Linked DNA regions of Homo sapiens: regions 2 and 3 are each linked to region 1. A link is a loop called in an ENCODE intact Hi-C map of the cell type or tissue named here. Cell type or tissue: PC-9. All regions are shown on one strand. Links, peaks and the distances in the headings refer to the core of each region. The heading gives the core; the rest is flanking DNA.

Region 1 (8,036 bases), core at 1,389-6,388:
CACCAGTGTAGCTTCTGAAGATTTCTTGAAAAATGGGAGTTGGAGAAAGCAATTACGAAAATGAGGGAAAATATCTTGCATTTGTGAAATGATGGGAGAACTATTTTCTAAACAGAAAATAAAATATTTTTAAGTGGCTTTGTGTTATTAAGCTAAGAAGATTTGTGATGTGTTTTATGGTACCTCTTTCTGATGCATGTAAAGACTTCCAACAGGAACTTGGTAATTTAGATGCAAGCTTGTCTAGAATATTATTAGCCCATTTTGCAGAACTCAAATGAGACACAAAGACATCTATTGACTCATCTAGGTCACTAGGAAGTTACCTGAGAAACTGAAAATTTGCTTGAGTTTCCTGTGTGGGCCTCCTCTGCTGCCTCCAACAAGACAAGCCATCAAAGCTACCTTCATGTCTGGGCTTTGACAAAGTACATGATTACAAATGTTCCCAAGGAGCAGGGAAAATGGGAGTCTCTCAGAGGCCCAGAGAACCTGCTCAAAGGTATACAGGCAAAATGGCCTTTTCCTTAAGAAGAGCCTTGGAGAAAATAAAGCTACACCAGCAGTCTCAATGAAAAGAGACATCTCTGTTGTCCTTGTGTGTTCAGATCAAAGACTTAGCATGACATCCTGCCCCAACTAGCCTCCATATTTAAAATCAAAACTTGTTAAGTTGAATTTCATAAAGGGCTCTCGTTCTTTTTCCACAAGGGAAGGAAGGCTGACCTGCTGGTGAAAAGCCCTTAGGGTGGACTGAGTTACCCACTGCTGTCCATGCCCATGTGGGATCCTGCAGCTCTAACTTTGCCCAGGCTGTACTCTCGGCCTAGACCACTCTTCCTTCTTTCCTTTGTTCCCAACTTCCCCTCCCCCAACTCCTGTGTCCCTCTCTCCAGGGAGCCTCCTGTAATGTCCTCCAGGGCATTGTGACCTCTCCCTCCCTAGAGCAGACAGCGGTTGACTGGCTGCCTTCTTAGATAACTGAACATTGATAGCCACCATTCAGATTTATTGCTTACTTTATATGGCTGGGCAAAGCACCTTACACAGATTAATTCGGTCCACACAGCTACCTTAATAACAGGTACTATTGCAATCCTTACTCTGCAGATGAGGAAACTAAGGCTCAAGAGAGAAGTTCTATATGCTATTTGATGAAAGCCAGAAAAAAGAAAAGAAAGAAAAGGCCATCACTGTGTCATCTGAGCACATTCCCTGCACAGACCTCCTGCCATTGCTTTCTCTAATAGCAGGTGCTCTTATGCCTCCAGACTCTTCTCTCTAGGCCTTGGGCTCCTTATTAAAGTCTGTGTGTGCACAGCGGCTGTGCAGCCGTCCTCTGTCCCAGCATCTCACCAGGCTTGATTTCTCAGTAAAGGGCTACATATTTTCTGAGCACATCTTTCGGATCTATTTTGAGAGAATGTAGGAACGTCTCAGCTACTCATTTGCTTTCAAAAGCTCAGAAAGGCTTCTTGCCATTCAGAATCGGGTCAGTTGCTGTTTCCAAAGGTGCTTCTGCTACTGGTTGCTCCATGCCCCTGTACTCGGTGTGTGAGCAGCTGTGGGGCCTCCTACAGCCCCCTAAACCCCACTAATAAAGTCAGTCTGAAGTACAAAGACAATCCTCCCCAAGAAAGCAGAGCCAAGAGGAGGTTTCTTTGGGGCGGCTGCCATTTGCTCTTTTAACACTTAAACATTTCAAAATTACTCGTCATTTTCTACAGTTTCTTAGCGTGCAAAAAGTCTAAATGGCAAAGGCATGATTGTGAGTTTAGATAGTTTTATCACACCTTTTTTTTTTATAGTTTCAAAATGTGTGGGCAGTTTCAGATGTGAAACTCCATCTCACAAAGGAGGAACTACAGTCTGATTCTTTAACATCCAAGAGAGCAGCCAGGATGCCCCATCCCACAGTTTCCTTGTGGGCCAGGGTGGGTCAGATTTGCTAAGACCCACTGTTAGGGACTGCAGTATGTCTCCCTAGAATTAATACATTGAAGTCCTAACCCCAAGGTGCTCATAATTTGACACTATTTGGACATAGGGTTTTAAAATGACGTCATTAGGCTAGCCCCAATACAATGCAATTGGTATCCTTATAAGAAGAGATTAGGATACAGACACACACAGAGGGATAACCATGTGATGAAACAGGGAGAAGGGAGCTGTCTGCAAAACCAAGGAGAGAGGCCTCACCAGAAATCAGCCTTGCCGACACCTTGATCTCACACCTCCAGTCTCCCTCCAGAACTGTGTGAAAATAAATTTCTGTGGCTTAAGCCTGAAGTCTTAAGATCTTAAGTGTTCAGTCAAGCCAGAAGAAGTGTCTTAATAAATATTCTTCTGAAAAGAGCGGCAAGCCGATGCTTAGAGAAGAACATACTTTATACATGCAGCTTTGTACTTGGCAATTCCCTTTGAAAGACTGCTTCAGTGGGGTAAACTTGAACCGCTGAGAAGACAAGCAGGGAGTCGGTCTCGCTGAGATTTTTACCTGTGGTTCTAGGAACGCAGAGGCATGTGAGTGTTCAGGCTTTGCATAGACCACTAAGCCACTTCTAAGAACAAGGCTACCTGAGCCATTTTGCAAAAATATGTACGTGCCGAGGCTTTTCCTCCCCACACCTACCTCAACTCTTTCTGCCGACACACTGCACTTTTCAAGGGAACCCAAGTTTGGGTTCGGCAAGAATTGTACGTTGCACACCGTGTGTGATAATTCCAGGGAATTTCAATCGCATCTTGTCTTCCTTCCTAAGCAAATTCGGTGGGAACCTGGTGTGGTGTGATAGAAAAAGCCCCGAGTTCTCTGTGGTAGACCACATCAATTTCATGTGCCAGTCTCTCAGACTCCGGCTTGCCTCTCTCAAGGAAGGGAACAATGGTTTGCTTGGCTTCACTCCTCTCTTTCCCCCCAATTTCCACATGGGTATCTGGCTAAAAATGAGTTACAGGTTTCCTTCTGTGAGAATTGCATGGACTGATAAAGTACCATCCCAGGAAGAAAACAAAGATGCTGTCTTCCCTTTCGGCTCACAGTTGCCGTTGGGGAGGGAACACACGCTGTAAATTATAGGCAGCCAGAAGTGACCGCATTGACCACTGCGAGTGGCCCAGCTATGGCAACAGGCTGAGAACTCTGGGGGAGAGCCATTTGTTGGCAGGGATGGTGATTCTTCTAGCATCAAGCTCTAAGATGATGACCAAACGGTATCAAAAGAAATGATATTTTGCTACCTCTCCGGCTTGGGTGAATGATGTGGACAGTTAACCTGGACAATTTAAACCTTTATGTTGATGGATCACTTGGATGAAATTAACCAGGAAATTGCCAAGATTTCACTTGGCCCTCTGACATCAAATCTCAATATTATATTACCAAATTAGAGATTCTAAAGAACCCTGAGTTCCTTTCACTGAAAGGAAGGAGTGGAAAAACCTTTCCAGATGATCCCTTTTGAGTCTTGGTGCGAGCTCAGGCCCTCCCTACACTGCCTCCGTGAAAGCTAACCGACCCTTGTTCCTAACCTAGCGCAGGTCAGCTGAGTGTCCATCGGGCACAGGAGCCCTGGGCTTGTCCGGGAGATAGCCAGACTCCTGCTATTTCCTGATGTCTGCATAGCTCAGCGTGTCCCTCACCATCTTTGCCGTTGGCCAGTAAGGAGAGCCCCAGGGGCCAGCACTGCACACTGAAACCCAACCTATTGCTCAATGGAATGCTTAAAAATTTCCTGAATCTGCCTTCCTGAGTTGATAAAATAGGAAACAATACACGTTCTGAGGGGGTACTGAAAGCAGAGTAAAGCCAGGAAGATCTTTTTTTTCTGTTATTCTATACAAATATTGCTTCCTCTGCTTGTTAGCAGCCCAGAGGAAATGCAGCCAGGGAGCCGTTTGCAGCTTTTCACCAGTGGCCGGTGTCTCTGTGTTACCAACCAAACGACGCTGCAAGACTAGTGACTAACGCACGTCTGCATGATTCAACTTCACTAAAATTCCCTCTGCTGCCAGTAAAGAAGCACTTGAAAACTCTTTAATTTGAAACTTGAGCTTGGTTAATGACTTGTTTTCTTCTCTTTCTCTTTAACTTCTCTCTTGCCATCTCCAACACACACACACACACACACACACACACACACACACACACACACACACTCTCTCTCTCTCTCTCTCTCTCTCTCTCTCTCTCTCATCAAGTTTTTTAATTTCAGGGACCCGGAAACATACAGCCCCGTGCATTCACAATAGCATTTGCTGTGATAAAGTGGCCGGCAAGCCCTCTGCATTCCCCTGCTCACTTAGCTGTATGAATAAATAATGAGTCACAGATACAATTTGGGTGCTCAAGAGAGTTTGTAGCCAGAAAATTAATTATTCTCCCATCCCAGCCCACTCCATCTCAGCTTTGCCAAACCATCAAGATACACTTTGCAGGCACTGGTCAGAGTGCGTGCCCCGACGCACACGGCAATGCCTTTGAGACATTTTATGTTATTATTTTTGTTTGTTTAAGCACAGCCCTCTTTTACCACGAAAGATACACAAGACGCACATGCACACACATACTCACACACTCACAGCTCAACCACAGCTTTGTCCATTTCAAGAGGCTGGTTTCAAAAATGGAGACAGGTTTTCCACCCTGGCTGTTCCTATTCATAAGCCTGTAATCTAACGACTTAAGCTGCGAGAATGCTTAACTCGGGAAACTTCTCTATTGCCCTTTTCCAGAGAGACCTCGGTATGCCACAATTTGCTTCCTTTCTCTCTTGAAAGATGCTGGTTGTCTCTTTGCATTGAGGCTACAAGGAAAAACACAGCACAGCCCCATGCTGATGATTTTAACCTAACCAAGTCTGTCAGTCTCCTGTACTCTCTGCCTTATAGAGACAGCTGCCTTGCCACTTTGGCCCTGAAGTCCCCAGGCTGGTGCAAGGCTATCTGAGAGCCTCCGCCTCCTGCCCCACACTGGCACCAGCCCTCCTGGCTGGCTCTGTGCATGTGCCTGCTAAGCCCCAGGGCAGGCTGCATTCTGGGCCACACAGCATGCCGAGTTAAGGATAACTCAGACACAGGCATTCCGGGCAAGGGACAGCAAAATAAAACCCAGGGAGCTTCGTGCAAGCTTCATAATCTCTAAGCCTTTAAACAAGACCAGCACAACTTACTCGCACTTGACAAAGTTCTCACGCACCGACTGAACACTCCAACAGCATAACTAAGTATTTATTAAAACATTTCTGAAGAGCTTCCATCTGATTAGTAAGTAATCCAATAGACTTGTAATCATATGCCTCAGTTTGAATTCCTCTCACAAACAAGACAGGGAACTGGCAGGCACCGAGGCATCTCTGCACCGAGGTGAAACAAGCTGCCATTTCATTACAGGCAAAGCTGAGCAAAAGTAGATATTACAAGACCAGCATGTACTCACCTCTCATGAAGCACTGTGGGTACGAAGGAAATGACTCAAATATGCTGTCTGAAGCCATCGCTTCCTCCTGAAAATGCACCCTCTTCTGAAGGCGGGGGACTCAATGATTTCTTTTACCTTCGGAGCGAAAACCAAGACAGGTCACTGTTTCAGCCTCACCCCTCTAGCCCTACATCTCTCTTTCTTCTCCCCTCTGCTGGATACCTCTGGGACTCCCCAAGCCCTATTAAAAAATGCACCTTTGTAAAAACAAATATTCAAATTGTTAAAGATTAAAAAAAAAAAAAAAGCCAGCGCCGCCTTGGCTGTGGGTTGGTGATGCTCACCACGCTGCGAAACCCTGTGGTTTGCATTCAGTGTGATTCGTCCTGCCTGCTGACCACTATGCTGGGTTCAGACTTCTGACACTGCCAGGCTACCCAACTTGTGGTTCTGTGGTTGTTTATGAGGCCCAAAGAAGTTTTCACACAACCCAAATTACAAATTTAACTGTTCCCCTTTCCACAGCCCATCTCAATTGGTTCTTGCCAATCATGTGACTTAAGTGATGTCAATTTTTTTTTTTCTTTTCTGAGCAATGCCCTTCCTTCCCTCCACCTGCCCTCCCCCAGGCTGTGCAAGAAAATAGCCGAGTAGACTTTGCAAGAGGGGGGGATGTAGAAAAAAGTGACTCAGTCACTTATTATATCTCAATGGTCTTTGCTGATTTAGTACAACTCGGCTCCTGTTGTTATTTGTGGTTTTTGGAACTACTGATTATTTTGATAAAGATTTCATTGCTGCTTATTCAATAGTAATTCAACGCTGGCATCAAGCCGCTGCTCCGACAGGATGTGGATCCCATCATTTAAAATGCTAGGCATCAGCTCCGGGAGAGTTAAGTCCTTGGTAACGTCTATCATGGCATAAGTGAAACTATAAAAGGGAAAAATAAATAAAAAGAAATGTTTTGGTGAGAGTCTGACCCCTACAACGGGCTGGCAACTCACAGGTATTTTAAAGCCTGGGAAAGGGAAAGAATTTTACTTTTGAAATAAAAGGACTGTTTTAATGAAACCAAAATTATGTGGTTTTATTCCCCCTAAATGGACAACTTTAGTATGTATCTCTTTCAGTAAAGAGATAAAATCATAGTACAGTCTTAACACACACACACACACACACACACACACACACACACACACAAATTAGGAAGCTAAAGGAAAACAAAGCAGAGAGAATTTCTGTATTTGGGACAAAGCAGTGGTTACTCTGCAGATGTTTATTTGTATTGTCACTTGGGAAAGCTCCCTGTATTGCCTTTCTCTAGTTCAATTCAAATCAATAGGCTAATTTACACCTGTAGGTAAAACTACACTTTGAGCACATGAGGATGCCACAATAGAAGGGGAACCAGGAGGAGACACTTCTCCTGGGGCTGACTAATGAATATTATATAGCGCGTCCTCTACCTTAGAAAGACATGCCTGTTTGAAGATGCTAAAAACAGGATAATTTTGTAAGTGGGCAAACCACTGTGGTCACACGTATTTCATTTTCCGGCCCCACTGGCTTTACCTGCTGACAACTAAAACGTCATTTTGTTTTGTAGTTCCAAGATGAAGAAAGGCTTATTTTCCTGATTTACTACCTTATTCATTTGGCTCTGCTCTGCCTACATCCGCCATAGCACTCTGCGCACGTGAAATTTCGACACATAGGGTCAAGAGAACCTGTGTGATGATGGGTTGTAAATGCCAGTCCTGGATTCTAAGCTGCAGTAGCCAGCACAGGCACTTCAGAAAGGCTGAACTCCCACAACACTCCCTCGGTTTTCCCTCATCCACTTAATTTCACACACACAAAGACCCACAACGATAGTAGCTTCCATGGCACAAGTCTTTCAAAAGGAACAGACACAATTTTTACTTACTCCTGTTTTGACTAAAGCAGGAATTGAAACTCAACAGACCGCTTTCTCTTACACTTGTGAGAAGTTAGCTGGCCACATGTTGACACTGCTAACATCTAAAAAAGAATAATAGTGCTACATCTCTTTTATGAGGCTCGTGAATCTTTAAATGTGATGCGTGTTTCATATTGCTTCTCAGTGCAAATCCCCTGTGAACATAATGAACATAATGGGCCTGTGTTGTTACCCTCCCTAATAAAGTCAAGCCTGAGTTGAACCCCAAACCAGGTTCATTTTTCTCTCCCACACTTAATATTCCCTGGAAGGGCCCTAAGAGCCGAGGGCTGTAATGTGCAGCTGCCACTGCAGAGTCGACTCACACTTAATAATGACTTAGCAATTCAAGGGGCCATACAGAATATCCTTGGGAGATTTAATTTTAGAAACTCCCCAGATGCTTTTAGCCTTAGGTGTCCAGATGCTTAGGAGAAGGGTTTGGATGAGGCAGTGAACGGCCTGAATTCTCAACTTTTCTCTTTGGGCCTAGCTCTAGCCAGATATCTATTTCTTCCAGTGGGGTCTTTGTAGGACAGGTTAGAGTGTAAAGACACTCTAAGGCTGGGGCTCGTTGAAGCCTCACTATACGCTGTCATCTTCGGGACTGAGGTTTCAACAGGGCACCAGGGGGCAGAATACAAAGGCCTGCAC
Region 2 (8,036 bases), core at 991-5,990, 360 kb before region 1:
ACCTGTGGGTGCTCCATTTGACAATCCTAGCTGAGCCCAGCCTTCCAGCCATCTATGCAAGATGATGGGCATGTGTGTGAAGCTGTCTTGGCCCCCTCAGACCAGCCCATCCGCAAGACACTGGGCACATGTGTGAAGCTGTCTTGGCCCCCTCAGACCAGACCATCCACAAGACACTGGGCATGTGTATGAAACTGTCTTGGCCCCTCAGAGCAGCCCATCTGCCAGCTGAACACTGCTGAGTAACCTTCGTCAGTGCCACACGGAACAGAAGGATCGCCCAGGCAAACCTCGCTCAAATCCTTCACTCACAAAATCATGAGATACTATAAACCAGGTACTCTAGGCTGATAAATTGTGGGTAATTTGTTACGTGGCAATTGGTGACTGGGATATGCCATGACTGATGTCTCCTCTAAGCTAGTGAAATCTGAGTGGGTGAAAAGACAGGGCCAGATGGGAGGTGTGGAGTAACAGTTGAAAGCAATTCTAAAGGGGAGGGGGCAATCAGAGGAAAGGAAGGAGGCTCCATGCAGCCAGTTCTTCCATTTGGTGCCTGCATTTTTTCCCTTTTGAGTCACTGTAGGGATTGGACTACTCTGTCATTCAAGAACCTAAACCACCGGGATATATAAAAACAGGCTGCAATATTAAGCAGGCTTTCTAGAACAAGATGTTCCTTTGTTGCAATAATTCCTTGTGAGAATTTCACAAGGAAATAAGCTTTTCATCTCCATGTAAAAGCTTCAGTTGGTATCAGGCCATATTATTAAATATGGATTAAAAATAGCCCCGGAGTTTTTAAAGCATAATTCATATATAAGAATAGATGGCAAATACCAGTTTGTTTGCTCAAGGACTTCTTATGCCTTGATTCCACCTGCTGTTACAATGAACACTAACATAATTAAGCCTTTTGCTAGAATTGAAAGCTAGGAGCAATGTGGTTCAGTAATTAATCAATGTGAGTCGAGGGTAGTCACCCACTTAATCCATTGAATAATAAATTAATTGTTACAACAGCTGAAAAGAAAAAATACTATACATACTTAGGAATATGTTTAGGATTAGTAGTTTTTTTTAAATGTTTACACCTATGTTTGAAAGTGTTAAGATCTAAAATATATTTCTTAGCATCTAAATGTAGGAGTGAATAAAGTTAATTTCTAAGTTTTAATGAAGAGTGAGAAGTCTGTTTTAAGGGAAAGCCTAGCTCCTTTTATGGCCTGGAATGAGGAATCTGGCAATAAATTTTACTGATAATTACAGACAACGAGCATTGGGATGGAGCTGTCCGCTCCACTGGGGGTATGCAGTGTAAAGTATTGGTTGAGCATGCAAACAAAGTCAGTCTAGAAAGTGTGGACTTTTATTTATTTACAAAAAAAAATTTCTTTTCTAAAATAGGCCTTGCTGCAATGATGATACATGTTTCCTTTATAGACTTACAAGAAGTGTGATGCCTACTATTTGTGTCATAGTTTGAGCTGGTATAATAACAATGGACAATACTAGCAAAGATGTGAAAACGAGGGGACACAATAGTCTTTCCCCTCAATTCTCATCAGTGTGGCCGCCCCCCACCATTGGTTTGACTCTTATTCGGCTCGGAGCCTTATTTCTGCTGCTGGGTTTTGCTGGCTGTTGCTGTCCTCGCTGTCTATTTTTTCTCCCCACTAGAGCGCAGGCGAGGGAAGACAAAAGACGGAGAACGACGGTTCACCCGGGTGGTCTCCTCTGCGGCTGGCGTTCCCCTGGCCTTACAGAGAGGCTAAGAAGCAGAGACGCCTTACAGATAGTCTGCATAGACGCCCTGTATGGCCCATCTGCTCTGCCCTTGTCCCTTTCATTGTACGATGGCTTGACGCCTGCTCCACCTCAGGTAGCTCCATCTTGCGCCTAACCAAGAGGTGGGGGATAAGACCAGCGAGGGTCTCTAGTTTGCTAATATAGACTGTAGAGGAAGAAGGGAGAAGAAGGTGACTGAGCTGAGAAAGGCTTGGGCAGAGGGTGCAGGGAGACAGCTGAGCGGACCTCAGTGGTGGGTCTCATGACTGGGATGCAATGAGACTGATTTTCCTCCTTCTCTAAGGGAGACTTGACTTGTTTCTAAGGGGAAACAGAAATTCCAGAATTTGAGCTGAAGTAGCAAATTCTGATGGCCGCAATGTCAAAATTTCCCCCAAAGAAGCCTGCTTGTATTCTATGACTCCTTCGAAGGTGTCCAAGTCCCTTCTAGAAATTGTGAAATAGGTTTGGCGTGGTGGTGTGAGCCACTTGTCCAGCCAGGATCTTCCTTTCTAATCTCTCAGGGCACCTTTGTGAAGCTGCTCTCAGTGTGGGGTGAGGGAATGAGGTGGGCCAGCTCTCTCGCAGTTCAAAGAGAGAGCAAAGGGCTCCTTCTTTATTCTTCCCTTGCCTGAGGAGGACCCTGCCCACACCTGCATCTTTGAAGCCAACAGCCCTCTTGTTTCTTCCTCATGAACTGCAGTTCCAGATGCAGGGAGAGGGTGGAGCAGAGAAGGAGATGGATTTCTGGGCAATGCACCTCCCCTTTGGTTTTCCACACCTCCAGCAGTCGTGGTGAGACCCACTCTTAGGAAGACGTTGTCAGTGCTCAGCACAACCCCACAGGTGCGTGTTGACATTGGAGAAGCCCAGGTGAACTGGTGTTCGAAGGTACTTGGATGAAGAATGATGTTTTTCCTTTGGGGATTGGGAGGTGCGTGCAGAACAACACCAGAGATGGCTTCCACGGTCTGTGTTTCAAACCACGTGCCTTGTATCTCACTACCATTCGGAGTATTATTGTTTATTATTATGTCTTGCTCATTCTCATTGCAAGTCCACTTTCTTATATAGAAGGTGCTCTAACAAGTGTCTCGTTTGGTGAGTTAAGGGATCTGAAGCTTTTTTTTTTTTTCCTGAGAATCTTCTGGGGCTGGATGGACTTGGTGTCCACTGATACTGCTTGACACAGCTCCAGGGGCACTAAACTCCCCAGTGCAGGCTGGAATACAAATGCGCCCTGAGACGCTGTGCAATGTCAGGCTGGGGCCTTCTCTGGGGACTGCGGCTGCTGAAGATTTTTCTTTTCAATCCACTTTCTTAGGTTTGGCAGAAGCTTTCGGACAACTCCATGTCTTTGTTGGCTCTCTGATGTTTCCTTGAACGCTTTATCATTTTTGATTCACCCCAACACAGCGTGAAATTATGCTTCTTGCTCCACACTGTCTTATCCAAACAGATTCTTCTCTTTTCCTTTTAGGAGCCATTCTGACTCTAGCTCTCTAGTCTTGAGGCTAGACAAGTTTCTTCTCCTTTATTCTTGGAAAAGACTTTCATTATTTTCTGAGTCTGTTTCCCATAGTTGGATCACAGGAACTTGTTTGGAGCTTCCGGCAGGAATGTCCAGACCCTTGTATATTCCCTGACAAAGGACAGACCTCTTGATGGGTGAGGGTGGGGTGAGTGGGGATCTTTCTCTGGTCCGGCTCACAGCTCAGAGAGGGTGAGGGCACAGCGCTGCCTGGATATCCAGCGGTGCAGGATCAGCCTCGAGGCCAGTGCTGTCACCCCACAGCACAGCCAAGTTATCATCACATGACATTTTCTTCTCGAAATAGACAAGCACATATCTTTCCCTATTTAATTGCCTGCTGGTACCTTATTGTAAAATATTTGCAAGTTATTCTCTGTAGAGAATATATTTTATCGCCTCCTTTTCGAATTCCAGTTTTCTAAAGCCTCACTTTCCTTTATCCCTTAACACAGGACTGAAATATGGCAGTTTCTTAAGTCACTGGACTTGCCTAGATTGGATTTAGCGTAACACATGAGCTTATTTGGAAAATGCCAGCCTCTCCTTTGTGTGGTGTAGGTGTGTTTGTTCATCTGCAGGTGGCAGATGAAGTGACTCATTACCCTGACACTGGGTTGCTGTGTTCGCCATATGATTCGCAGCCAGTTAGGGACATTGGTTTCCTGGTCACTGAGCACAACTGCCCCCTTTGAAAACAGGAGCCTTTGAATATCTGCTCCTCAACTGCTTTATGGACAATTACATGAAGCTGATTTCAGCCTGGGTCAGGGTTAGTGAATCCTGAAATAGTGTGGGTGCCCCCTCCTTTTCTTTTCCCCAGGGTGAGGGTGGGAAAGGAGTTATAATACATGTCAAAAAAAAAAAAAAAAAAAAGCATGTGGCACAGAAAAGAATTCCTTATAATAAAGCCCAGACTTGGCCAGTCAGGCTGGTGTTTCTCCCTGTTTGGAGAGCAGCTGATCCCCTTTGGTCTTGGGCCACGGCCTTCCTCTCGTGTGGGTCAAACCAGGCCATATAGTTGTAGTCACTCACAGTGGAAAATGGGGGAAGGTAAAGTTTCCAGATAATTCCATAATGTCTGAGGTATCCTAAAGCTCTCTCTCTAAATTGCTAACTTCTACAGGGAGGTATTGTATGTCTTTGCTCACTGACATAGAACTTTCAAGGTTAGCAAATAAATTTTCCATGAACTAGGAACCCTTTAACTTGTAAAGATTCAGAGACTACAAGGAAATGCAAAACTGGAATCTAACAGTTAAAACTGGAGAAGTCACTCCTCTGAACATATTGATAGTTCTAATAAAATGTTGTGATTTCCCTAAATGCCACACTTTTTTTTTGATTCTGACCCTGATTTCCCTTCTCTTGAAGCTTAAAGCCAAGTTTTCTGATTTAATACATAATATGATTTTTATGCACTCCTGGTTGATTCTTTTGTCTGCTTTCACCAATGCAAAATGTCAGGCTGGCTTAAGTGTAAAGCTTGTGAAACCCGAAGTTTTGGTTTAGTAATACAGGCTTTCCTTTCAATCTCTGTGGCCAGGAAAAAAAAAAAGGGAGTGTCGGGGAAAACTAGCAGGTTGATACAGATGAGGTTTCTTAAACATGAGGATATAGGGCAAGGTTTACCAAATTTGCATTTAAATGAAAAATACCATCCCACTCTACCATTGATCTGGTGTTTGGTCCTACAGCACATTGTGCAATTGCCTTGCTCCTTTACAAGCAATTTTGTTTGTGCTGAGAGCCGTTCATTTGCGTGCTTTTTTTGTTGAAATTGTTCCATTAAGGAAGGCAACTGCAGGAGAAACTGATGATGTAATTGACTACAGGTGGCTCTTGTTCTTTTTGCCCTTTAAAATGAAGCAAAACTTTTCAATGAACGTGTCATCCATGAGATCTATTGAGAACTTTAATTTAGCAATCCAAATCTTCTTAGTATTTTAGGTTGCTATTTTTTTCAGTATTCCAGGTGACTTAATTTTAACATTTGAATACTAGGATACTTTATGGTAACAATGACCAGCTGTAGTCACTAAGACAGTTTCTCAAAACTGCCTCAAACTTTTTAGAAAGAGATCTGACAAGCATGTCTTTACAAAATGTAATTTATTAAGACAAGAGTGCTCATTTAGCTTTGCCACTTCTTCAGCCACCTCTGAGAAGGTGTCACCGTTGAGAAGGTATAGAAAAGTTATGAAAACGAACACCTTCACTTTGTGTATAAGGAAATGGACAGATAGTGTCAACTCATGGGGAGGTTAGAGGTCACTGGAGCTGGTGCCCCCTTTTAGTTTGGCCTGAGGGAAGATGACCACATATGTAGCTTGACGGACTGTGGCTTTTTTCTAGACAATCCTCTGTGATTCAGACTTTCATGAAAGGCTGGTGGGGGCATTTGTAGATAGGTGGATTCTCCCAGATCTCGCAAATCATACCACATAGATGATCACCTGCTTTCTACCTGACTGCAAAGCCTCTGATTTCTGGAGTCTTTTAAAAGGAAGTGTTCTAAAATCTATATTGGCTCTAAACCTGATCTCATAATAATTCCCTTAAGAACCCTTAAGATATTTCTGTTTACTCACTAGTTTCAGTGTAAACAAAAAGTACTATACAATTCCCAGCTCCCAGCTGCAGAGAAGTTTCATATATTGGTCATTGAAACTGACCTGAGTATGTTTGAAGGACTGGACTTTTTTCATTGTTAATAGATTGCTCTAGGCCTTTGGCCTCTTTAAAACTTAAAAACATTATAAGGAAAGAGGAAGAGAAGGCAGGTGCCTCCCCGGACCCCCACCTCCAGGGAGCTGTGCATTTCTAAAGAACTTTGCAGAAGAGCTGGGGAATTCTGAACCAGTTGAGAAAGCTGAGTCTGAACACTTTTAGAGATAATTAGAATTTCTTTTTCTTGGTCTGCTCTGCCAGCATATGGGGTGACCCTACTCTCCCACCACTGGACTTCCTCCCCAGCCCCACCCCTTGTTCTTTAATGAGAGTCGAGAAATAATTTACCAATCGTAAATTGCTGTTTTCCTAACATAAGGCAAAGTATGCACCATCTAGCTGCTGACCTCAAATCAAGATGCATTTTTAAAAGCACACTGTTCAGGTCCTAATTCTGTTTGAGGTGCCTAGACAAAAAGACATTGCCTTCTTCCGGTGATTCTTTTGTGAAGTCTAGGAGGTCTGTCAGGGGTTAGAAAGACCAGCTTGTCCTAGTTTTTCCAGGACTTTCCTGGTTTTAAAACTGAAAATCCTGTGTAGCAGGGAATCACTGAGTCCCAGGGAAATCTAGATGGTTTAGTCCCCCACTAGGGGCTAAAAACTAACTTGTAGCATTTTCCCACAAAACCTAATTAGGAATGGAGACCGTAAAAGGGAAAGTGATAAATGAGTGCATCTCTTGACCACTAGGGGGCACCAATGGCCTCCAGAAGTTGTTTCCCTACCTTGACGTTTGAGGGTAGGTTCTAAAAACCATAGTAAGGAACCAAGATTTAAAAAGGCAAAATGTCATGGGTAGTCCCTTCATCCTCTTGTGGTGATGATCCAGGTCTGTGCCCTGTTAGATTTTTGGCTAGAGGGACCTCAAATCACTCTTGCCAAGTTGAAAAATTGGCGAAAAATAACCATGTGAAGCCAAATAGAAAGTTCCATTTGGAGCTTGTCCATTAGAAGCTGTGGCCCCAAAGGTGATGTGAAGGAACAAGCAGGCCTGCCCACAGTTCAGGTCGAAACAGTTACTATAGTTCACAAGTCGACGTAGAGGAGTTGTGGTCTTGCCTTGTGACAGGGTTTGGATCTGTGTCCCTGCCCAAATCTGACAGCGAATTGTGATCCCCAGTGCTGGAGGAGGGGCCTGATGGCGGGTGATTGGATCATGGAGAGAACTCCCCCCTTGCTGTTCTCTTCATAATGAGTTCTTATGAGATCTGTTGTTGTTGTTGTTGTTGTTGTTGTTTTCTTTTTTTTTTTTTTTTTGACGGAGTCTTGCTCTGTCGCCCAGGCTGGAGTGCAGTGGCACGATCTCGGCTCACTGCAAGCTCCGCCTCCTGGGTTCACGTCATTCTCCTGCCTCAGCCTCCCAAGTAGCTGGGGACTACAGCACCACCACGCCTGGTTAATTTTTTTTTTTTTTTTTGTATTTTTAGTAGAGGCGGGGTTTCACTGTGTTAGCCAGGATGGTCTTCATCTCATTACCTCATGATCCTCCTGCCTCAGCCTCCGAAAGTGTTGGGATTATAGGCGTGAGCCATCGCGCCCGGCCAAGATCTGGTTATTTTTTTGTTTCTCTTTTTTATTTTTGAGACAGGGTCTCGCTCTGTTGCCCAGGCTGAAGTGCGGTAGTAGAGCAGTGTGATCTCAGCTCACTGCCGCCTTGACCTCCTGGGCTCAAGCAATCCTCCAGTCTCAGCTTCCCAAGTAGCTGAGACCACAAGTGCATGCCACCATGCCCAGCTATTTTTTGTTTGTATTTTTTTGTAGTGACAAGTTTTCACCATGTTGCCCAGGCTGAAATCTGGTTGTTTAAAACTGTGTGGCACCTCCTCCTTTGCTCTCTTCCTCCTTCTCCAGCCATGTAGGATGTGCCTGCTTCCCCTTCACCTTCTGCCATGATTGTAAGTTTCCTGAGGCCTCCCCAGCCATGCTTCCTGTACAGCCTGCAGAGCCATGAGCCAATTAAACATCTTTTCTTTATAAATTACCCCAT
Region 3 (8,036 bases), core at 991-5,990, 300 kb before region 1:
TTCTCATGCCGCCACAAATGCCACCACTTTTGCACACTCATGTACCCCCAGGTACTGCTATACCGGGACCACCCCCAAGACATACTACATGCCTGACTGTGGTGGTCTTTGAGGGAAAAGTTGTTTTCAGAGCAGTGGCTCTTAACCTCTTGAAAGGTTCTCCTCCAAAACATGCACACATGCTGGAACACACATGGACCCCCTCACTGAGGTGGGAGAATTGCTTGAGCCCAGGAGGTCAAGGCTGCATTGAGCTATGATCTCGCCACTGCACTCCAGCCGGGCAACAGAGCAAGACACTATTTCTAAAAAATACAAATAGAAATAAGTATGAAAAAAAGAGGGAAAACCCAAGGATGAATGGATGGATTGTGTGCCAGGCATTTAATGCATTCTATCTTGTGTTCTTCACTCAAACATTCTAAGGACTCTTGACCCCACTTTGCAGATGGGAAGTCAGAATTTGTCTGAAGGTCCATGGCTGGTGAGCATCTAAACAAAGATACAAATTCAGGTCTGTGGGGTGCTCAGCTTTCCACTGTGCCTGTCACTCCTGCTTCTCCCTTTGTATCTGATCAGACCAAGTTCTACGCAGTAGGCTCAACACACACCCAGGAGCACCGGCTACCCCAGGAGAGGAGTCGCCAGGAGGGGAGAGCTGTTTCCACCTTCACCTGTTTCTCGTTCACCTGCTTCTTGCCTTGCAAGTCTCCAGACAGGCAGACTTCAGAGGGGACCTCCTGGCCTATCCTCTAGGGTATCTTGCTTCTGCCTGCTGTCATCTTCTAATACCCAAAAATGTGTCGCATCCTCCCAAAGCTCGCGCTCTCCCTGCAAACCCTGGGCCAAGCCTATTATTATTGTATATATTTCACTAAATCAATCTTTTAAAATTCTACTTAACATAGGTGCCCAGCCTAATGGTGGCCATCTTTTAGAGGAGGAAATAAATGTTCAGAGAAGTCAAGTTCCTTGTGCAAGCGGGATTCGATACAGGGGACACAACCAAGAGACCTCTGAGTCCCTCCACACATCCATGCTGTGTGTTGACTTGCTTACAAGAGTCCCCTGTGTCAGAGGCTGCCTGGCAGTGGGGACATGAGCCTTTCCCTTAGAGGGAAACATGAGATTGGGCAACAAGGGTAGTCCTCAAGGTTCTACCTCGAGACTCCAGGACGCTGGACATTGGAAATGAGGCCACACCCTGGAGGAGCATTGTCGGCTAAAGCCAAACACCATTAGCGTCTGAAGGGGATGTGGGACCCATCTAAGGTATCACATCCCTGATCACCCACCATGGGGTCTGCAGCTGGAGAGGGTCCCCCCAGGAGGGGCTGGAGCGGGGAGTTCTCTGCCCTGGGAGGCAGGTCTCCTGGCCCTTCACTGGAGTGATCTCTTCTTTTCTGATGTCAAATCCTGATCTAAAGGGAGGCATCTTCCTTCTTATGGCATGGCCATGTCTCCTGTGTTCCTTCCTCAAGCCAAATCCTTTTCCACGATGCCTTCCCCTCTGAGCCCTGTATAACCCAATAGTGCAAATATTCCCACATCCCCTACCCACAACAGGGGTGAGCACATTGCAAATGTTCCGCCGGCGAATCAGCACCTGCCTGGAGGTGTTCTTGGTGTCTGCGTCCTGCCTCCAGTACAGAGGACCTCAAATCCATGATACTTCACCTGGTGCTCCCCAGGAAAGCCTGGCAGAGGACCTGACGATTCCCAGCAAGACCAAGCACTGCTGTCCAGGGTCAGCCACGGTCACTTCTCTGCAGCTGTCATCCGGGCACAATCTCCAAATATTTCTAGCCATTCAGACGTTCACTATAATCAGAATTAACGCATGTAGAACCAAAGAGCCAGACACATGGGTTCAAACCTGCCCCACCATTTACAGTGAGAGCTTAGTGAGTCACTTAACCTGTGCCTCAGTTTTCTCACCTGTAAAAAGAACATAACAGTAACAATACCATTGAGCTGCTATGCAGTGGATGAGCTTCTATATGAAAGGTGAGTGAAAAGTGTCTGGATGTGGTGGTGTCAACCTTTCCCTGGGGTGGTGGTGGCTGATCTGTGGCACCCCACATGACAATGTCTTTGCCATGGCAGTAGATGCTGTTAAATCAGGCCCTGGGTTTGTCTTGGCTTGACTTGTTTCCATTTTCAATTGAAAATTAAATGTGGATAGACTTCAGCCTGACTCGGTCTGCTCCCTGGACCTTGGCCAGTGAGTTCTGAGTAACTGCAGACAGGGTGTGGTCACCGGGATTTGGTTATTGGATTTTTTTCCCCCTGTGGTTTTGGGCAGGTTGCTCCATGACGGGCAGCTGTATCGTCTTAGAACCGGACTTTCCGGGAGAGCCTTTGGGTCACTCTGGGCGTCAGCTGGAAAGGGCTGCTCTTGGAGCAAGCTCACTGGCCCACAGGAGGAGCTGCCTTCTTGAACTGTCACCCTGAAGCCAACCAAAGTCTGGGCAACGCCAGCTCCAGTGACTGCCGCTCCATCTCCTAGGCAATTTGCATCGCTGTTTCTGTTTGTTAGGCCTTGACCATTCCTTTGTTGTCATCCTGCGCTTCCCTGGCCATAGGCCTTTTCCCAGCCCCACCACGGCATGCCCACCTGTGCTTGGGGAGGGGCGGAGGAAGGAGCCCCAGCCAGCCATGTCCCTGTTTCGTGCTCCAGTGACCACTGCTATGAGGACTTTCCCACTGGCTCAGGCTCAGTTAGTCGAGCTGGTGTGCCCCGCTCTTAGCTGTTCCCCAACTCTCCTAGAGTGTGCTAATTCTGACCCAGCTCTCCCAGGTGGAGGATGCTTTTCAAACATGTCCTTGGGAACCTCTGCAGACCCATTCCCAGCCCATTCTCCATGATTCCAGGCCTGGCCAGGTTGAAAACTTCTGTAAATTAAAACTCAAATAAAGAGAGTATAGCTTGGGCATACCTTTTGCACATGCATATATATGTATGTGTGTGCATGTGTGTGTGTGCATGTATGTGTGTGCATGTATGTGTGTGCATGTGTTGGGATTTTTTATTTTTTAAATTTATATTTATTAAAAAAATTTTTTTTGAAACAAGGTCTTCTTCTGTCTCCCAGGCTGGGCTGCAGTGGTGTGATTATGGCTGACTGCAGCCTCAAACTCCTGGGATCAAGCAACCCTCCCACCTCAGCCTCCCAGAGCACTGGGATTACAGGTTTGAGCCACTGCACCTGGCCTATTTAAAAAGTTTGTCTAGAGCAAAAAGTCCCTAGACCTGCCAGTCCAGGGCACTAAATCACAAGAACACCAAGGCCAAACAGGCTTGAAGTCTCCAGGCTCCTCACTGGCAAACTCTACTTCCTGATCCCTTAGTGGGTTGAGGTGCCAACAGCCCCCTGGGGAGGAGGGGGTTGCATTATGGCCGTGGAGAGACTCTGAGCCTTATCAACGGTGTGGGGATGACACCCTTTTCGGAGCACTTTGTGAGGCTTTGTGCCATGCTGGGCGCTTGGCGTCAGAGACAAATAGAATCAATAACTGTGCAAAAAAAGTTGCCAGATAATTTATCCCATTGGCACCGAGCCTAGAATTATAATCAGATCTTGACTTCTTCAAAGCCTTCTTGCTTTGGATTTTCCAAATCGAAAATAAATATTGGGGGCAATTACCTTTCCTTAGTTCTCTGATGTATGAAGGGGAGTTTTCATCTATTAATTTAAGAACCCTCTCATTTCATTCGGAAGGTATTAGCCCATGGAACTTGTTAACTTAATATCAACACAGTCTGTCTAGGTTTTGACTGAAAAGAGAAAGGGGTTGTTATGCTCTAGGTTAATATTTTCCTCTCTTTAAGAAGTCTTGGGTATGCCAGACACTTCTCGGACAAAAACAGCTGTTTTCTTCCCATTGCTGAACGCATTGTTTGTGCGAGTTCACTTACTTGCTATACTCAGAATATCCTCCAGGAGTCAGCAAATCCCAACCTCTGGACGTGGCTCAGGGCCGCCCTGCCCATTGCTGAGCTGATTTGGAATTTGGGCCTGAGAGAGGAAGTGATTATTGGATGACAGGCTGCCTCCTAGGGGGCTTCTCTGGGCTTGCCATGAAAGCACTTCCGGAGGAAAAGCAGAGCTCCATCAGTCTCTTTTGGAGAGCTGTGAACGTGACCAGACCTATTAATTACTTAACTGAGGTGCTGAACTTTGAAAATGAAAGTTCCGGTGGGGAGTTCTGTCCTTTCCAGCCTGGGGAGCTCTGTCAGGGCTCTCCTGAGCGTCTCTTTCAGCTTATCAAGCTCGCTCGGGGACCGTCTCTGGTAAGTACAGGCAACCCCTCCAGCCAACCCCTCCACCCTGTGGGCCGGGGAAGTGTCTCATCGTTGAATCCACTTGCAGGCACTTCCTTGATCTCAAGCCCCACCACGCTGCCCCCAGAGTCCCAGCGAGTGGCTCAGTCACACTGGTGCGTGCCTCTCACCCGCTCTGACCTCGTCATGGGGTCCCCGAGGTGCTGGTTCATGCAAGGCTCTGTGCCTAACCAAGCTAAACACGGTGGGGCTGGGAGCAGAGGCTCACACCTGTAATCCCAGCACTTTGGGAGGCCAAGGCAGGTGGATCACCTGAGGTCAGGAGTTTGAGACCAGCCTGACCAACATGGTAAAACCCCGACTCTACTGAAAATACAAAAATTAGCCAGGCGTGACATCATGCGCCTGTAATCCCAGCTACTCGGGAGGCTGAGGCAGGAGAATCGCTTGAACCTGGGAGGCGGATGTTGTGGTGAGCCAAGGTCGTGCCACTGTACTCCAGCCTGGGTGACAGAGGGAGACTCCATCTCAAAAATAAATAAATAAACAAACTGGTACAGTGCCCTAGTGGCTTTGTGGCTCTGGCTGGGGGAGGAGGGTGGGTTGCATAACTGAGCAGCACCTCCAAGCACGATACCAACACTGCCCAGGGCCTGGCAGAGTCTACAGCTGGTCCTTATCCATGAAACTGGGGGTGAGGGGACGGGGACTGGCGGGGGGACAAATCACCTGCACAAGTGGAACAAAGATACAGGAGATAATGACAGCAAATGGAACGTAGAGTTGATGCGTTCATTGACAAAGAATTTCACACCCTGCATTATCTCACTTGAGCCCCATGAAGAGCCTGTGAGGTGGCTAGGGATGTGGAAGGAGTAGATAGGAGAGGCACAGAACAGGGGAAGGAAGGAGTGGGGCTGGGAGTGAGGACCAGGAAGGCAGAGCTGGCCCCTGGACAGGAAGAAAGCCCAACTGCCTCCCTCCCTCCCATCTGCCCTCCTGCCTGCCCTTTTCCAATAAGATGGAAATGCTGAAGGGGTTAAAAAGACAGCATTCTAAAAGCTGAGATCCTAAAATTGTGACCTCCCCTGTGATCTTAGCCTTCGTGTCAACAGCATTGAAAATGAACCTTGGTCGGGCACGGTGGCTCACGCCTGTGATCCCAGCACTTTGGGAGGCCGAGGCGAGTGGATCACCTGAGGTCAGGAGTTCAAGGCCAGCCTGGCCAACATGGTGAAACTCTGTCTCTACTTAAAAAAAAAAAAAATTGCCGGGCATGGTGGTGGATACCTGTAATCCCAGCTACTTGGGAGGCTGAGGCAGGATAATTCCTTGAACCCAGGAGGCAGAGGTTGCAGTGAGCTAAGATTGTGCCACTGCACTCCAGCCTGGGCAACAAGAGTGAAACTCTGTCTCAAAAAAAAAAAAAAAGGCAAAAAGAAAATGAACCCCTGGGAAAGTAGGCCTTGACCACTCTGCTGCTCTTATGGAGTTCATTCTTGGAGATGTCGTGAATAGATCTCCTTTGCATCCAGATGGAAGAGCAACAGGAACATTATTAAGAAACTAAAAATTCTAGATTCATTGGAAAAGGCTTTGAGAGAGAAGGGACAGGGAAACCCCTAATTCCACCTCCCTGAAAACAGTGTGTTTTCCTCTCCTACACCAGGGCCGTGTGTCTTTCTGTCTACGTGGCCCAGCCACATTTGTAGCCCGTGGCCTGATGGAGCTCTGATGAGTCAGTTTCATGTCATTTTTTTTTTTTTTTTTCAGAGAGAGAGTCTCACTCTGTCACCCAGGCTGGAGTGCAGTGGCATGATCTCGGCTCACTGCAACCTCCGCCTCCTGGGTTCAAGTGATTCTCCTGCCACAGCCCCTTGAGTAGTTGACGTTACAGGCACCCACCACCGCACCCAGATACTTTTCGTATTTTTAGTGGAGACGCTGTTTCACCATGTTGGCCAGTTGGTCTCGAACTCCTGACCTCAAGTGATCTGCCTGCCTTGGCCTCCCTATGTGCTGGGTTATAGGCGTAAGCCACTGTGCCCTGCTTCATGTCATTTTTAAAGAGCCCACACAACTCCTGTAGCTGCATTACGACAACCTCAACGGCAAGACCTCGACGTGATATTACTCCACGTGAAAGTCTAAAAGGCGCTGAGCACAGTGCTCTGCCAATGGTGTGTCTTCCAGCCTCGCTTGCTGAGAGAACAGATGTGCCGGGGAAGAAATGGACAAAGCTGGGAAAGGAGTCTAACTTCTTCAAAGCGGTTGGGCACCGGTGAGGCTCTTTTGGTTACAAACCACAGAAATGGATTCTGGTTTATCAGTTTAATCTCGGTGTAACTAAAAGTGGGAAGTACTGGAAGGAGACGCATTTCATGGGCTCAGAGGTGACCTTGGGGCACTGAGTTGGCCCTTCTGTGGCCAGGTGTCCCTCTCTCGGGGACCTGCCTTCCCATGCCCCAGTCTCAACTCTTGGTGTCTGTCTAATCTCAAACTCCCAAGAGACTGGATTGGATTAGATCAGTGTGGTGTAGCAAGAGGCACTGTGTGTGTGTGTGTGTGTGTGTGTGTGTGTGTGTGTGTGTGGTGTCATTAGGGAGATCTCAGAGAACAACCACCTTGGCCAACTTGTCTATCTCACGCCAGACGTTTTCACCCATCGTTCTGTCCAACCCTACATAATCCTGCCAGGGGGCTATCAGTTTTTTGTTTATGTTGAACGCTAAACTCAGCAGGAAAGAACACTGCTTTCTGGGATTTTCTTCATTTAAACCTCTATTGCCTATGAGAACAGTGTATTTTCTTTAAGGGCTACCAGGTTTTCTATTAATAGAAAATTAAAAAAATAGTGAGAAGTACCAAGAACAAAATTAACATCACCCATCATCCACCATTCAGACAGAAAAATGGTCCCCTTTGACTGATGTTCATCAGCTATATAAATCTCTACACACACACATATACACCCATACCTACTTTGAAGTAAAAATTATGAAGAGCACATTGTTTTGTGACCTTTCTCTTCACGTGCCGTGTTCTCCATTCTGTTAAATATTCACTTCCATCTTTTTAAATGGGTGCTTAATAAACTTTGACTCATACATGTTGCAAAATTTGTTTAATCAGCCCTCCATTGTCGCTTATTTAGGTGCTTCAAATTTTTTGCTGTTATTAGCACTGAAGTGATAATCATTCTGGAAAAAGTATCTTTATACATCTGTTGGATTCTTTCCCCAGGATAAAATTCTACAAGTGAAAATGCTGGGTTAAAGGATGCCCATGAAAACATTTTTAGATAAGCAGAATCCAATGCTCTTCTGAAACATTGTACCATGTGTCTTCTCCACCCAAGGGAACACTCAGTATCACTTAATTACAAAATATTTTTATAGTTTATATGAGAAAAATGACATCTCATTACTTTTTTTTTTTGAGACGAAGTCTCGCTCTGTCACCCAGGCTGGAGTGCAGTGGTGCGATCTTGGCTCACTGCAACCTCTCCTTCCTGGGTTCGAGTGATTCTCCTGCCACAGCCTCCCAAGTAACTGGGATTACAGGCATGCGCCACCATGCCTGGCTAATTTTTGTATTTTTAGTACAGACGGGGTTTCGCAATGTTGGCCTGGCTCATCTCGAACTCCTGATCTAAGGTGATCCGCCCCCCCTCGGCCTCCCAGAGTGCTAGGATTACAGGCGTGAGCCACTGTGCCTGGCCGACATCTCATTACTATTTAATTTTTTTTTA

The links. Hi-C counts contacts between places; a loop is a spot of excess contacts. Peaks named below come from ENCODE experiments on the same cell type or tissue, not always from the same donor. Only the 100,000 strongest peaks of a DNase experiment are listed, where the experiment ranks them.
Region 2: a loop joins it to region 1, with 23 times the contacts of the local background. A loop is called at or near these places in 5 of 110 quality-filtered maps.
Region 3: it touches region 1 in a loop (31-fold over the local background); 17 of 110 quality-filtered maps call a loop at or near these places.

What each region holds. Positions count from the first base shown.
Region 1 is chr21:35,043,405-35,051,440 of GRCh38, forward strand. It overlaps RUNX1 (RUNX family transcription factor 1), which reads right to left and starts at 5,898. Exons shown (of 9, transcript NM_001754.5): 1 at 5,764-5,898; 2 at 5,438-5,554. The coding sequence starts at 5,495. RefSeq lists enhancers at 1,175-1,274, 2,275-2,534, 3,856-3,915, 5,121-5,260, 5,621-5,740 and a silencer at 2,825-2,874. In PC-9, for the core only: no CTCF peak of the experiment used is centred there; DNase peaks (open chromatin) are centred at 3,667, 3,977, 4,307 and 6,047; H3K4me3 peaks cover 4,503 bases; H3K27ac peaks cover 4,142 bases.
Region 2 is chr21:34,686,687-34,694,722 of GRCh38, forward strand. The region is part of intron 1 of CLIC6 (chloride intracellular channel 6); the gene reads left to right. Among named protein-coding and RNA genes, the nearest start is that of CLIC6, 22 kb to the left of the region's middle. In PC-9, for the core only: no CTCF peak of the experiment used is centred there; DNase peaks (open chromatin) are centred at 3,905 and 4,955; H3K27ac peaks cover 2,676 bases.
Region 3 is chr21:34,741,723-34,749,758 of GRCh38, forward strand. LINC01426 (long intergenic non-protein coding RNA 1426) reads left to right here and starts at 4,103. Exons shown (of 3, transcript NR_038885.1): 1 at 4,103-4,294. LOC107985515 (a long non-coding RNA gene) reads left to right here. Exons shown (of 3, transcript XR_001755016.1): 3 at 909-2,216. RefSeq lists enhancers at 3,982-4,483, 4,484-4,983, 5,190-5,484. In PC-9, for the core only: CTCF peaks have their summits at 3,942 and 4,149; DNase peaks (open chromatin) are centred at 2,269 and 3,959.